3 separate regions of the Mus musculus genome follow, and regions 1 and 3 are each linked to region 2. A link is a loop called in an ENCODE intact Hi-C map of the cell type or tissue named here. Cell type or tissue: gastrocnemius. All regions are shown on one strand. Links, peaks and the distances in the headings refer to the core of each region. The heading gives the core; the rest is flanking DNA.

Region 1 (5,390 bases), core at 300-5,299, 290 kb after region 2:
GGCATGGTTTGGTCATTGGTTCCCAAACTTGTCTCTACACAGAGCCACAGGAATGGTTTTAAAACACACTATTCATGTCTTACCATTTTTTTTTTAATAATTTAGCTGGTCTTGGGTATAGCCTGAGCTTTAAAGAGGATCAAACAAAAACAACAACAAAAAAGCAAGATAATTCTGAAATGGGGTCATGTTTGGGAATCATTGTTTTGAGATCCATTCAGAAATATGGGCTTCATTTCATACCTGTATGAATGTCTTCCATCTCTAAGAGATTGACAGAGTGGGGATCCTAAGGGAGTGTCATCTTAGAGGAAAGGTTTCAGGTCCTGGGAAAGGATCCCCTGGTTTATAGAACACCCCTCCTCTCTCCTTCCTAAACACCTGCCACTTCTTCACCAGGACAAAGCTCTTTATCCCACAGTGAGAGATGAGGCTTAAGACAGCAATGCCCCTGGGAGAAGAGCAACTCAAACCCATGTTCAGCTATAAATGACTGTTGAGGAAAGGAGACTCAGCTGCCGTGACAGCCTGACAAGAGAAGTGTGAAAACAGGAAAGCCAGAGACGCCCTCATTTGAGAAACGAGGAGGCCTAGTCCCAGAGGTATGACCCACCCTGGCCAAGGCCATCTGCTCCGCCCGTCACAGTGGAGTCTGGAGTGGAGGGAGGAGCTCAGTTTCCGCCTACCTAGGAGCAGTGCTGACCTTGAGTGGCAGCTGAGAAGATCTGTCGTATGGGATCCCTGTGGGGGTGGTCTCTGTATAGACTTCCCATTGCCCTCCGGGGCTATAGAGACAGGCGTCAAGCATGTTCTCATGAACGGTGCCCCTGGGTTCTATCTAATATTGGCATCCATTGTGTGGCATCCAGGGACATTAAGTACCCTGGTATGTGTGAGGCTGCCAGCATGTTAGCCACTTTGTTCACTGCTGTGACCAAGTAATTGACAAGAAATAACTTAATAGAAGGAGGAGATTTATTTTGGCTCATGGTTTGGGGTCCATTACAGTGAGAAGGTATGGTGGCCATGGTGGGGAAGGCATGGCGAGCCTTCAGCGGTAGCAGGGTAGGCTAGCTTAGCTCGCATTTGGATAGACCAGGAAAGCAGAGACAGGAGAATACTGGGACTCAGCTGACTTTCTTCAGTCCTAAACTGAAAGGATGTTGGATATCCCTTCTCAGTTAATCCTTTCTGGAACGGTCTTGACTAGATGTGCCCAAAAGTGTGTCCCTTGGGTGACTCTAAATTCACTCAAGATTGACTATCACACTGCTCATGGAAAACCAGCCCCTTCGTGTCCCCTTTGAGAAATGAGATGGATCTTCATGGGATTGTGGGAGCCAGCCCTTCCTCTCCTCTGCCTCCTGGCTTATGATCTGAGTGGCCTCCTTCATCACTGACTCTGGCCATGGTTTTCCACACTCACAATAAGCCCTTTGTGGACTACTTGATCTTTGACCAGAACCTCCAAGACCACGAACCAAAATAAACCTTTTCTCCTTTAAAAGCGACTTCCTTCAGTGTTTCCTTTATGACAGCGCCACCGGGCTGACTAGTGACAGCACCTTTGTGCTATGTCTCCCAGACCCCCTCATTCAGAGCTTCCCCAGCCCGAGATAAGCAGTCACTGCCTCTGTATTTGCTGGTGTGGCTTTAATATTGGCAGAAGAAGCAACTGCTTCTAGGTAGGCTGTATAGGCAACCATTAGGCCAGCAATGGGAAAGAAGCTATAATCCCACCAGGCTCAGAGACATTGTCATACCCTCTAGAGCTAAGCCCTGGGCATAGAGGGCTGAAAGGTCCTGGACCAGTTTCAGGACAGAGATGAAAAAAGCCTCTTGATTTCGCCTAGTTCAGTCCTGCTGAGACTTGGTCAGGGAACTTGTCCACACTTCCAGCTGCCTTTGCTCAGCCTCTGTCCCCTTGTGGCTGCTACTCGAAGTATGGCTTTGTGCGGGGAGGGCTGTCCTTTCTTGTCCCTGCTCCACAGTGCAGGGCAAGAAGTAAATGTGGGCCGCACACTGCTGCCTGATGACACGAAGGAGCCTGCTGGACTTTATCCAAGTTCATTTGTCTTTTTTTTTGCTTGGATGGTGGGGTGAGACAAGATCGATTAGCTATTACTGGGCAATTAAAAGAGTCTCGGGCTCTGAAGTCAATGGGCCTCTCTGAGCTTGCTCCTCGTCTGCAGAGGACACTAGGAGTGATGCTTACCTTGTCACCTGCAGGACTCACTAGGTGAAGGGTCAGGAATGTGGACGATCCAGCTCGCCTCTGAACTGGTCTGCTTGTACTGTTACCTTCCCAGACATCCCCTGCTTCTCTGATCCCATCCCTGCAGACCTCAGCTCCCTCGTGTAGCTGCCCCTATGGGACACTCTTACATGTTGCCCTCAAGACTCCGAGGGATTAGCCACAAGCATTCGACACACAGTAGGACAGATCTCATAGGATACTTACTACCTGTCCATCCCCAGCACTGGAATCATCCAGAGAGAAAGAAATGGGGAGGAAAATCCACAGAAGCTGCCAGCTAGGTCTGTCAGCTCCTGGGAGCCTACGCATTCAAGAGGCTGAGCTGACATTTACGGTGAGAAGTTTTATCCTGGTGGTAAATACCCTCTAATGGTGTAGGTCATTACACTAATTACAGCAGATAATTAATTTTCTCATTCTTCTTATTTATTTACTTTTTTTTTTTTGGTAGCCACCTATCACCAGAGAAAGGGAATTTGTTCCTTTGCTTTCTTTGTCAATAGGTCTGAGCAAATCTGCTCTTGCTGGTGTCTGAGATGGCAGGAGCGGTTCCCCTGGGTCTGCTGGTAGGCCACTAGAGGTGACTGAGAAGCCCCGCCCTCTTGGACATGGCTCTCATTCAGAAGCTTCCTGCTGAGCACCCTCTGAGGATGGCCTTTAGCTCTACAAGCTCCTCACTGGTCTCACAGGTCAATGCTTACTTGCAAGGCTGGGACAGAAGGTGGTCTTCCTTGGTTCCTTGGTCTTGGTAAAACCATCATTCTGGATGTTTCTAGCACCACACTACCACAGAGTGAAGTCCTAAAGGTCTGTGGGTGCAAGGTGTGGTTCCCAGGTGTCACCGTTGGGAGCTGCAGTGGGCCATGAGGAGGGTGGTCCTTAGGTTGCTGGGGAGCTGTGAGACCCAGCCTGTCCTTTCCTCTGCCTCCTGGCTGGTAGTTTCAGTGGCTTCTTTTACTGATGACCCTGGCCATGATGTTCCTTCCTCACCAAGCTGCAGACTGTAGACTGCTTGATCTCTGACAGGAACCTCCAAACCCATGAGCCAAAATAACGCTTTTTTCTTTAAAAGTTGCTTCCCTCCGTGTTTTTGTTATGGCGTCCCAGGGCTGACCAACGTCGGTATCTTTGCATTACATCTCCCCTGAGCCCCACGTTCAGAGTTTCCCCTGCCCCCGACAACCGGGCACTGCCTCTGGAAGAACCCCAGTTCTTATCCATGGCCTGGCTCAGCTTTCAGCTCGGTAAACAGATCTCACTCAAGTTCATTTCCACAGTCTCCAGGACAGGCCTGCAGGAGCTGCCATCCTAGCACAGCGAGAACATTGTTTATATCTTACCCCATTCAACTGATGAAAGCATAACCATGTAAGTTTGGAACAAAGAGGAAACTGAGGCTCAAGGAAGCTTGCCCCAGATTGCCTCCTGCGAACATGATCATTCTTGACTGGGCATCTCTGTAGAGCCCCAACATTTTATTCTGACCTTATCTGCTTTTATCTGCTGCCAAGATCCCTATGCCTTTCAGGACACACAACACTTCATTTTACAAACTCTTACAGTTTTAACCAAGCTGACTCTTCCTGTAGGGACCATGGGGCATCCCTCTACCCTCTCTGTCCCTGTGGGACTACAGGCATCTTGACATATTCCCTCTCCCTACACTTCTCCAGAGGCCAGCATGGTTTGAGCATTTAGGATTTCCTGATAACTGACTTATGTTTTGATGTAGAAAGTCCTTTCGTTGCACATTGCATTGGGACTACAACGGTTTTCACGAGGGACACTTGGTATGGCATTATTCCAATGTCAAGATGAGAGACTGAGGTATTCATGGTGACAGGGCTGAGCAGACAGGTCCACAGAACTAGAACTCTCCCTTTCTCAGGGGTCTCTCTAACCTTCCAACTTAGAGAGCTGAGGAAGGTGTAGGATGGGCACGCAAGGGGGATGTGATGGGGATGCGATGGGCAAGCCTGCTTCAGCATCTCTCTCCAGCCCCACCATAGCTACCTGTGCTTAGTGGAACCTGCCCGGGGCCAGCAGCAGGCCTACTTTTTCCCAGGTGCTGGAGAGAGTGGCAAGGGCCCAAGTTCCACAGTTCATCATCCCCACCTGGCCTCTGGTACAGTTAGAAGCACCAGGTTGGGTTTTCTCATCTGCAAAATATAAGATCTTTTGTGAAACCCCAAATGTGGAGCCTCAAAAGTGATTTCTAACCCAGTTTATTCTGCTCTTCTGGTTCCTTGTACAGAATCTGAGTTCTTTATTGGAGGCAGATCTCAAGGAGACCCCTGTGGCTCCAGTCCATAGCCCAGAGTCCCAGCGCTCGCTTTTCCTTTAATGCATTTGGTGAGAAGCAGTCCTCTAGGAGGGGAAATAAGGAGGGCACTCCTCCTGAGAACCGGGCTTCCAGGGCCAGGACTGGTTTCTCTTAACACCAACTAGCCTAACCTGCCCATCTTACAAGTGAAGGAAGTAAATAAGGCCCACAGAAAGAGAATGTCTTGTTCAAAGTCACAGCATCAGACTGAGACAGCAGACAGCCTGCATCCTAGCCCGCCAGCCCTCGGCCCTGGCTCTCTTGTGGGAAGCCAGGGATGCCATGAGGGAGATGGGCATCGGAGTCAGAAGCCCTGAAATACAAGTGCAACATGGATTTCCCAAACTGGGGTGGAAATTAGAAACAGCAGATTGATCAATGCTAATAAGGCCTTTTGAAAACATAAAAATAGAAACAAATCTAGGGATTAAAATAAGAGACGACAAGGAAGGAACCGTACCACTTCATGCATAAATCTGCTCAGCAGAGCGAACTGAATCATTGCCTTTCTGGAGTGGAGCTGAGGTGTGTCTATGCAAGAGACACGTGCGGTGTCCACTCTGGTTCTGGGGGTCCAGCCAAGGGTTTTTGTCTGTCTGTCTGTCTGTTTAAATTTTTTAATTAATTTATTTCTTTTATATTATATGAGTACACTGCAGCTGTCTTCAGACACACCAGAAGAGGGCATCAGATCTCATTACAGATGCTTGTGAGCCACCATGTGGTTTCTGGGAATTGAACTTAGGACGTCTGGAAGAGCAGTCAGTGCTCTTAACCCCTGAGCTCTCTCTCTCCAGCACCTGGGCTTTT
Region 2 (5,390 bases), core at 158-5,157:
CTGAGTCATCTCTCTAGGCCTGGACTGCTATATCAAATCACAAGTTTTGTTTTGTCTTTGGTTTTGTGTGTGTGTACATTTACACATATGTACATGTGTATGCATGTTACATATATATTATATATCTTATATATTATACACACACATATATATGGGACTTTTTTTAGTGTTTAATCATCTTTGTATGTGTGTCTTTGTGTATGTGTTTATGCCACTGCGTGGATGTGGATTTTCTTGCTTTCCTTGCTTGAGACTGGGTCTCTTTGTTGTTTTTGCCAGCTAGGCTGTAAGCTTCCAGACACTCCTTCTCATCTCTGTAAGAGTGCTGTGATTCCAGATACACACCACTGCCTGCAGCCCTAGCTTGATCTAAATTCTGGGCATTTGAATTTTCCTGCTTGCATTGTGAGTGCTTTACCTACTGAGCCATCTCCCTAGCTTCCCCACCTCCTTGTTTTGCCTTCTGAGACAGGGTCTTCCACTGTAGCTCAGGCTAACTATAGAACATAATAGTCCAAACTAGTGCCAAGCTCATGGAAATTCCCCTGCCTTAACTTCCCCAGAATTGGGATCACAGATGTGACTCACCCATTCCTGACTGTAATAGTTGACATTTTTATATATAGTATGGTTATGAGAAGTTGAGCTTAAAATTCAAACTTAAAAAGTAAGATTTGGGGGTGGAGAGATGGCTCTGTAGTTAAGAGCACTTGCCATGGGTTTCCAACACCAACAGGGCACCTAACAGTGGTTTGTAACTGCAATTCCAGAGAATCTAATACTTTCTTCTGGCTTTCCTGGATACTGCAAGAATGTAGTGCTCAGACATACATACAGGCAAACCAATCACACTCACAAAAAATAAATGAATTGTTCCAGGTGTGCTGGAACATGCCACCCATGTAACCCAGTAGCCCAGAGGTATGGGCAGGTAAATTTGAGGACAGCCTGATCTATAGAGCACATTCTTGGCTAGCCATGGCTAAGTAATGAGACCCTGTCTCTAATAAGTAAATGAATATATATTAACAAAACATTTAATGCTTGCGTCTTAGGCAGCACATAAACTTAGGATGATACAGAGATTAGCATGGCCCTGTGCAAGGATGACATGCAAATTCATGAAGCGTTCCATATTTTAAAAAATTAATATGGGCAGAAGATGCAGTTCAGTTTTATAGCACTTACCTGGCACAGACAAGACCCTCGGTTCAATTCCAGCAGTACTAACAAAAACAACCCCAAATATTGTGTCTTAGTTTGCATATGGTAGATATCTTATTAAAAACATTGTGTTTTTTGAGTCAGAGTCCTATACTTTTATTCAGTCTGGACTGAAGTTCATTATGTAGTACAGGCTAACATCAAACGCATAGCAAATCTCCTGCTTAGCCTCCCAGCTGCTGGGGTCACAAGTGTGAGTCAACACACATAGCTCACATTTCTCAGTTAGAAAGCAGTGACATACACGTTTTCATCCCAGCCATGATGCAAATACTGTTGTTGTTATGAATGGAGAAATTGATGTCTTCAGAGATTAAGTAACTTGTCATATAAACAGTACCAAACAGTTGGGAACTCTATATTAATTATTTTTGTTTTCTAAAATTTTAAAAATTTGTTTGGCTTCTATGATAAAGAATAAAGCTAAAGGGCTGGAGAGATGGCTCAGTGGTTAAGAGATTCTGAGTTCGGTTCCCAGCTCACAGTCTGTAATGGGATCTGATACTCTCTTCTGGTGCTGTCTGAAGACAGCAACAGTGTACCTACATAAAACAAACAAATAAATATTTAAAATAAATAAATAAAGTTAATTTTAAAAATATGTAAACATATCAAGACCTGCAATAAGCCAAGATTGTATAATGTGATAGAATTTATTAATTTTAACCACTGATACCCAAAAACTAAGTATGAGAAATAATAGAAGTGTAGGGTTGAAAGAAATGAGACAGATTTTAAAACTTTAGCTGGGTATTGCAGCTCATCTGACTACTCTCAGCACTTGGGAGGCTGAGGCAGGAGGATTTTTGCAAGTTGTACTCTGGTCTGGGCAACAGAATGAGGCTGTCAAAATCAAAAGCCAGAAAACACCTAATGGATTGTTTTCTGCCAAAAGTGGGAACTGGTATGTGTGGTGTTTTTCTTTCATTGTTTTGTTTTGTTTACACTTATTTACTTTGTGTGTGTGGGTGTGTATGTGCACACCATAGCACACATGTAGAGGTTAGAGGACAATGTTCAGAAACTAGTTATTTTCTTCTACCATGAGAGTTCCAAGGATTGAACTTCAGACTTGGTGGCAAGCACCTTTACTCTGTGAACAGTCTTGTTTTGTACGTGTTTTACATAATGTATTATTTTACATAATGTATTATTTGAAAATCTGATGGTTATGTTATACAGCTAGCATATAAGGAAGCTGAGTATTTTTGTCATTGTTAAGAAACTTACCCGTTTATTTAATTTTAACTTTACTTTATGTGTATGGGGATTTTTCCCAGCATATATATCTATTAGTCACTTGTATATAATACCTGGGAAGCCAGGAGGGGGCAGCAATTTCCTTAGAGTCAAAGTTAGATGGCTGTGAGCCAATATGTGAGTACTAGAAACCACGCCCCAGCTCTTCTGAAAGAGCAGCCATCTCTCCAGCCTCTCCCAAGTTTTTTCATTAATAAAAACATTATTATACTTATTAATTAATTAATTAATTTGGGTGTGTGTGCTGGCTAGTTTTATGTCAGACACAAGCTAGAGTCATTTGGGAAGAGGGACTCTCAATTGAGAAAATGCCTCTATAGGCATCGTTTTCTTAATTAGTGGTGTGAGAGGACTTAACCCATTATACCACTCCTGGACTGGTGGTCCTGGATGCTGTTAGAAAGCAGGCTGAGCAAGCTCGTAAAGAGAATTCTTCTATGGCCTCTGTATCGGTTCCTGCCCTGATTTCTGTCAGTGATGGACTGTGATGTGGAAGTATAAGCAGAATCAACTCTTTCCTCCCTAAATTGCTTATGGTCATGATGATTTGTCATAGAAGACAGAAACCCTAACTAAGCCAGTGTGTATGTGTGCAAGCACATGTGTGGCCCTCAGAGGTCAGCTTGCAGAAGTGCTTTCCCTTTTTTCCCCTGTGTGGACCTAGAGATTGAACTCCCGTCATCAGACTTAGCAGCAAACACCTTTACCCACTGAGCATCTTGCCAGCCCTTCCTACCCATTTTTGTTGTCTGATCAGTAGTTCTCTTTTATGTGGATGCCTGTTGGAGGCAATGCCCAAAGAAAAAGAATTTTCGTTTGTGAATATGTGGAATTTCCCATAGATATAAGAGGATTTTCTGATACAAGTGTGTACATATATAAATGCATATGTAGTTGCCATATGTATTTAGTAAAAGACAGTTTGTTCCTTGAGTATCTATCATCTTCAAGGATATCACCAGACACAGAAGGCAGCTATCTCTCATGCTCTCCTATAATTAGCCCACTGTCAAAGAAAGAATGGGAAATTAGGTGGGACATCACAGAACTCCACAAATTGTTCCACACATTCTTTTTTTTAAAGATTCATTTATTTACTTTATGAATATGAGTACACTGTAGCTGTCTTCAGACACATACCAGAAGAGAGCATTGGATCCCATTACAGATGGTTGTGAGCCACCATGTGGTTGCTGGAAATTGAACTCAGGACCTCTGGAAGAGCAGTCAGTGCTCTTAACCTCTGAGCCATCTCTCCAGCCCTGTTCCACACATTCTTATGTGAGAAGATTCCAGCTTTGGAGGCTTATGTGTTTTCCAAGAAGTTATAGCTACCTAGAAGTTTTTAAAGAACAACTAGAGAATTCTTCATGTGATAGAAGTTGATTTGGAGACCATGTGGCACACCTCCTCAGGTCTGTTAGAGGAACAGAACTTGTCAGTAGAAATCAGATGCAGATTTATGTCAATAAGTGGATGGTGTGTATGTAGCAAACATACCCAGAATCTCGAATAGAGGGCAGGGGTGTATGGAGGAGAGTGGAGTTATAAACAAGACGATGTGAGGGAATGAGCCTTAGACACTTCTGTTAGGAGAAATGTTTTGGGGGCTGGAGAGATGACTCCACAGCTGATCTTACTGAGGATGCCAGTTCAGTTACATCAATCCTAGAAACTCCAAAGGTACCCGGCACACATGTAGTGCACAGCCATACATTCAGACAAAACCCCTATACATATAAGATAAATGAAAAAAATTAAATTAAAAGGAGAATTGCTGCCTTTTGCTGGGCATGGTAACTGGCTTAGTTAGGGTTTCACTGCTGTGAAAAGACACTATGACCAAGGCAAGGCCTTTTTTTGTTTTTGTTTTTTGTGATAAACATTTTTTTTATTTGTAGAAGGAGATACATGAATAAGTATTATAGATCACACATCTTTACATTGAAATTCTTGCATGATTGCCTGTTCTGCAGGTGTGTATAGACCAGCATTGCCACAAACATTTAAGTAATACATTTCACTATGACCTACTGTGGTAGCCTTGATTGCAGTATTTCCACACCTGGGAAGGGATCTTAATAAGGAATCTTCTATAAGGCTAGCTTGTGGGCATGACAGTGAGGGAATCTATCTATCTATCTGTCTGTCTGTCTGTCTGTCTATCTATCTATAATTATATCATTTTCCCCATGCCTTCTTTTCTCCCTCCAAACTCTCCCACATACCACCCCATTTGCTTTCTTTTAAACTTATTATGGCCCCTTTTTCTTTAAATGCTGCTGCGACTGCTGGTGATTTTGTGTGTGTATGTATGTGTGTGTCTGTCTGTCTGTCTGTCTGTGTATTCCTAGAAACATAATCCAGCCTGCTGATTCTGTATACTGTTACTTGTATGTATATGCTTTCAAGGCTGACCATCTGGTGTTGGATGACAAATTGGTGTGCTCTTCCCTGTGGAAGACTGTTTCTCCAGATCTCAGCATCCCTGTCTTGCCTGTAGTTCTTTGTCTAGGATTGAGGTCTCATGGGTCCCTTTCACATTAGCATGTCTATTGTATTGTGCTCATTCAGCTCATGCTTGGTCATCCATCTTGGTGAGACTTTATGGGTATAGCTTATGACATTTCTAGGAGGCACAGCCTCACAGAAACCTCTGTGTTCCACTGGTTCCTCCAGCAAAGTGCCTGACACAAACAGAGTCCTCATTACACAGCTACATCTTGTATACACTCCCTTGAGTGCCCTTTCCCTCTTGAGTCACTCAAAAGCAACTGCTCAGATTCTTTCTACTTTAATGTTTTGATACTTTGTAGGTTTTATTGGTTTGGGTGGGCAAGTGGAGCCGATTATTGCTTACTGTGGTTCTAGGATTGAGCTTAGGGTTTCTCACAGTTGTGTAGTTT
Region 3 (5,390 bases), core at 73-5,072, 49 kb after region 2:
ATCATCTTTTCCCTTCTACCTCCCCTCCCCTTCCTTTCTGATTGGTAGGGAAATGTTGGTAAATTTTTTCTGAGGGATATATATATATTTTTTTTTCTTGGTATATTCCTGACTGTCCTTTGCTCTGTAGACCAGGCCAGGCTAGCCTTGAACTTAGATATCTGTCTGCCTCTGAGTTCTAGGATTAAAGGTTTCTGCCACCACCACTTGGCAAGACTGTAAACTCTAAAAAAAAATTTTGGTAGTAATTTGGTAACATCTGTTAAAAAAAAAATCAGCTGGTCATGAAATCTTAGTGTGTCCCCACCCCCCCCCAAAAAAAAAACCAAACAAAAAAACAAAAATAAAAAAGAAGTGGAAAAGAGGCTGGAGAGATGAAGAGATAAGAGATGGAGAGATGGTTCAGCTGTTAAGGTGCACATGGTGATCCATGCCATTAAAGAGCAGACATCTCTAAGTTTAAGGTCAGCCATATCTACATACAGAGTTCCAGGTCAGCCAGGAGGGATGTATGGTGATATCTTGCCTCAAACAAACACACACACAAACAAATAAAATAAGAGCCAGTGTTGTTCTTGTAAAGCACTGCGTTCCTAGTTCAGTTTCCAGCATCCACATGAAGCAAAAGCCTATAACTCCAGCTCCAGGAAACATGACACCTCTGACCTCAGCGTATACCTGAAATCACGTGTACATACTCACACACTGACACGCTTGTGCGCAAACAAAAACAAAAACAAAAAAACAAAAAACAGGTTTCAAGATGGCTTGCTAGTACAGGCCTGTAGTGCTAGCTAACCAACCCAGTGAGTGAGACTATAAACATCCTACTGGCTTGTCAGCTGATGTCTCAATTTTGTGATTTCCCCTTTCCTTCTTAATTTGTTTGGTAAAATGGTTTGTATTTCTGAATACCAACCTTGGGAGAAACTGAATAAAACATATATCCTTCATCTGCATGGTGATAATTCCATAGCCTGCCATATTTTTTGAAGACTATTTTCTAGCCCTTTTCCTGAAGGAGAAAAGTATTTTAAGGGATAACACTTCAGGGGGCCTTTTTATGTGCCTCAGCCTGGCCTGGAATGTAATTTTACTTTCATTTTATTTCATTTAATTAACTAATTTATTTATTGAGACATAGTTTCTCTTTATAGCTCTGGCTGTCCTGGAACTCACTCTATAGACCAGGCTGGTCTTGAACTCAGATATCCACCTGCCTCTGCCTCCTGAGTGCTGGGATTAAAGTCGTGCACCACTACCTGACTTGTTTTGTTTTATTTTTATTTTTTTAATTAAAAAAATTTTTTTTATTTTTTAATGCTTTTATTTATTTATTTATTTATTTATTTATTTATTTATTTATTTATTATATGTAAGTACACTGTAGCTGTCCTCAGACACTCCAGAAGAGGGAGTCAGATCTCATTACGGATGGTTGTGAGCCACCATGTGGTTGCTGGGATTTGAACTCCTGACCTTCGGAAGAACAGTCGGGTGCTCTTACCCACTGAGCCATCTCACCAGCCCTTTTTAATGCTTTTTTGTTGTTGTTGTTTCGAGACAGGGTTTCTCTGTGTAGCCTTGGATGTCTTGGAACTCACTCTGTAGACCAGGCTGGCCTCGAACTCAGAGATCTGCCTGCCTCTGCCTCCCAAGTGCTGGGATTAAAGGTGTGAGCCACCACTGCCCAGCTCTTTCTTTCTTGAGGCAGCAGCTCACTATACAGTCCTGGAACTGGATATGTAGACCTTGCCAGTCTAGAATTCATAGAAATCTGCTTGTCTCTATCATTCTTTCTCCTCCTCCTCCTCCTCCTCCTCCTCCTCCTCCTCCTCCTCCTCCTCCTCCTCCTCCTCCTCCTTATTTTTGACTTTTTCCTGACAGGGTTATTCTGTGTTACAGCCTGACAGTCTTGGAACTTATTTTGTAGACCTGGCTGGACTTGAACCCACAAAGATATGACTGTCTCTGCCTTCTGGATGTTGGGAATAAAGGCTTTGGGATTCAGTGTGGTTCAGTCACCACTATCTAGCTGCTTTTTTCAAAAAATATTTTATTCTTTTATGTGTTCCAGTGTTTTGCCTGCAGGTATGTCTGTGTACCACATGTCTGTGTTCACATGTGTTTGCCTGGTGTGGGTAGAAGCCAGAAGAGGTGTTGGATCCTCTGGAACTAGAGTTTCTGCTGGTTGTGAGCTGCCTCGTGCTTGCTGGGAATCAGACTCTGGTCCTCCCGCAGAGCAGCAGGTGTTGGCAGCTGCTGAGCTGGTTCTACAGCCTCAGATGGCAAGTCTTGTGTATAGGAAGCTATGGGCAGTGTTTAGTTATGTCTGATATAGTCATGATATGGCATCTCTTCTATGTCTGGTCCAGTGGCCCCTTGGGGACACTTTTAAAGATTGTGATGATAATGAGGAGCAGTGATTTTTTTCCCCATCTGTGGTGAGAATAAAGGAATTGCAGAAAGATTTGACGTTAAACATGAGAAACACATCCTGATGTCTGGTTTGAGATCCCTAGTAACAACACTCGCAATTTCTCCTTGTCGGCTTAGACTCTAGCGGCGCAGGACTCGGTTTTAAATTTACAATAGTAGAGTGGGAGAGATGATGGTTCAGCCGTTGAGAGCACTGTTGTTCTTGCAGACGACCTAGGTTTGGTTTCTAGCACCCACAAGGTGGCGCACAACTGCTTACAACTCCAGTTTCAGGGGATGCAGTGCCCTCTTCTGGCCTCCATGACTATCAGGTATAATGTAGACAAAACATCCACACACTTAAAATTTTTTTTGAGACAGGGTCTCACTGTGTAGTCCCAGCTGGCTTGAAACTCACTATATAGACCAGGCTAGTCTCAAACGCACAGAGATCTGTCTGCTTTGTGCCCCAAGTGGTGGCATTAAGGGCTTGTGTTATCAGATCCCGGTCCACGTATAATACATTAAAAGGAAAAAGTTAGTAGGCAGCTCTCTTGACAACCGAGTCATCTCTCCAACCCCTTCATAGTTCTTTTATTAAGGGCCCAATCAATAGGTTGACCACTGATAATCACTGTTGTTCGCGTGATTTTACTCGACCTTTACAAAATGATGGTCTATAAATGATTGTTAATTTTGCTTAATTAATAGTAATAGTAGATTATTATTAATATTATGAATGCTTCCTTTCGTCCGCGGGAGAAATTCTCTTATCTACCTTCAGGTCTCTCTTTTAACCTCTTTGTGGTGGGAGTGGGATTGTGCTTATTCACTATTTTGAACTACAACTTTCAGGATGCAACGGGCAAAGCCTCGTGGGGGAACTTCAACCAATCCAATGCCAACGCTCTCAGTCAGCGACCTATTGGCTCTTGGTAGAGGCGGGCCTCTCAGTTGCTAGGCCAGTGCCTTTCCGGAAGTGGTTGCTGGTCGCTGCAGGGCAACACCCCGGCGTCCCTGGAAGCGGGGAGCCGGACACCCCGGCGTCCCTGGAAGGTGGGGGGCCGGGGTGGTGCTGGGGAGGAGGCGCAGAGCCATCCTCCCGGAAACCCCGGATCGGGGACAGGTGAGATCTCGGAGCCAGGCTTGGTGGCGTGGCAGGAGTTTGCAGGGAGCTGAAGCGTTGTGAGGTGTTGCTGCGCGGGAACTAAGCTGGGAGAGAAGAGCCCTCCGGCGTGCGGGGCCTGGCTTTCTAGCCTCTCCTGAATCTACACCCTACCGCCATTGCCCAGCCCATTCCTGGGCTATCCCAAGTTCAGCCAAGCGCATGGCATCTTTCGGCCAGCTGGGCAAGAGAGGAGGTTTGGGGTTTTCTTTGCACTGATTCAGGAATCTACGCCCGGAACCGCTGCCCTCTTCTTGGCCTCGGTGACTCGCCCTCGCGCGTCTGCCAGCTCAGCCCTCTGCAGGCCCCTGCATGCTTTTCTCTGCACTCCATCTCTGGATTGCGACTAGAGCCTCCAGTTACCGGTTGCTCTGGGAAGTACTTGCTGCCTAGCCAGATACCTTACTCGAGCTTAGATGTGCTTGCGGATCATCTCCAACCCGCACCCCCCCCCCGCCGCCCCCCCCCCCGGACCTTCTATCAATGTCTCCCATGTTTCTTGTCTCAATGGAGAACTTCCTCAGTCACTTAGCCCACTCTACGCTGAGAATTCATTCCGCTGTCTGCAGTAGTCATCTGGCATGCTTCAGATTTCTTGGCAGTCGGCTTCTTGGCCTAAAATCACAGTGGACTGGCTGAAATCCTCTCTGCTTTCTCTCTTCTCTTCCTTCACCTAGCTGCGAGACCCTGCTATTCTCCTGCCCTCAGGATTAGCCGCTTTTCATTCAGGTAGCCACTGGCTTGGTTCATAATTTCTTGGCTGCGCTTTCAGAATAACTGCCTCTGATTTTGTCCCCTTTTTGATTGGTTCTTGTGCAGCTGTCAGTCACCTTTCCGAACGGTAACTCTCACCACCTCCAACTTTCTTTATGAAATTCCCATGGCAGCCCCTTATGAAGTCCTGTATACAGCTAAAGCCCTCGCAAGCCCGGACTCGCTGCTCCTTGTCCTTCATTCAAGCAGTCTCTGTATTTGATAAGTGGGGATAGTAAACCTCTAGCTGAGAGGCTGGGGTGGGATGGTGGCGAATAAAGCCCTTGGTACAGTTCTGCCGCATACAAGTGTTCCGGGAAGTGTGTGGTTAGTCCAAGTTTTTGTTGTTATAATTAATCCTTACCCCATCAAGCACATTTGCTGTGCTTGTGCTCCCCCCTCCCCTCCCCCTCATCCCTTCCCCCCTCCCACACTCGAATACTCACATATACACAGATACACACACACACTCACACACACATACACAGACACACACACACTCACATACTCACATATACACAGATACACACACACTCACACACACGTACACAGACACACACACACTCACATACTCACATATACACAGACACACACACACTCACACACACGTACACATCCACACACACACTCACATACTCACATATACACAGATACACACACACTCACACACACGTACACATCCACACACACACTCACATATGGAGTTGTTGTTTTGCAGTACTAGGGATTGAACTCAGGGCTTTGCACATGCTAGGCAGGCCCTAGTAGCCACTCCGTCCCATCAAGCTGCTTTGCTTCTGTTCATGGCGTTCCTTCTGCTTTAAATGTCCTTGCTCTAGGGGCCGGTGAGATAGCGGTGAGATAGCTCAGTTGGTAAAGTTTTTTTTTTTTTCTCTCTAAGCATGAGAACCCGAGTTAAGTCCCTTGTAAAAAAAGCCAGGCATGGTGGTTCCTGCTTGTGGTCTCAGTGCTGGAGACATAAAGGTAAGGGGATCCCTGGGGCTGGAGTTACAGGTGAGCTGCACCCCACAGAATCTAACCTGGGTGCTGGGAA

Evidence for each region. A loop is a pair of places that touch in the nucleus more often than their neighbours do. Peaks named below come from ENCODE experiments on the same cell type or tissue, not always from the same donor. Only the 100,000 strongest peaks of a DNase experiment are listed, where the experiment ranks them.
Region 1: a loop joins it to region 2, with 8 times the contacts of the local background. A loop is called at or near these places in 4 of 42 quality-filtered maps.
Region 3: a loop joins it to region 2, with 2.5 times the contacts of the local background. A loop is called at or near these places in 4 of 42 quality-filtered maps.

What each region holds. Positions count from the first base shown.
Region 1 is chr9:45,581,903-45,587,292 of GRCm38, reverse strand. The region is part of intron 3 of Dscaml1 (DS cell adhesion molecule like 1); the gene reads right to left. Among named protein-coding and RNA genes, the nearest start is that of Gm22069, 50 kb to the left of the region's middle. In gastrocnemius, for the core only: no CTCF peak of the experiment used is centred there; DNase peaks (open chromatin) are centred at 634, 1,971 and 2,864.
Region 2 is chr9:45,875,301-45,880,690 of GRCm38, reverse strand. The region is part of intron 6 of Rnf214 (ring finger protein 214); the gene reads left to right. It also overlaps the pseudogene Gm24646. Among named protein-coding and RNA genes, the nearest start is that of Pcsk7, 29 kb to the left of the region's middle. In gastrocnemius, for the core only: a CTCF peak has its summit at 2,556 (motif pointing right); no DNase peak of the experiment used is centred there.
Region 3 is chr9:45,826,656-45,832,045 of GRCm38, reverse strand. It overlaps Cep164 (centrosomal protein 164), which reads left to right and starts at 3,383. Exons shown (of 30, transcript NM_001081373.3): 1 at 3,383-3,544. In gastrocnemius, for the core only: a CTCF peak has its summit at 2,698 (motif pointing left); DNase peaks (open chromatin) are centred at 2,692, 3,366, 3,814 and 4,176; H3K4me3 peaks cover 1,815 bases; H3K27ac peaks cover 1,110 bases.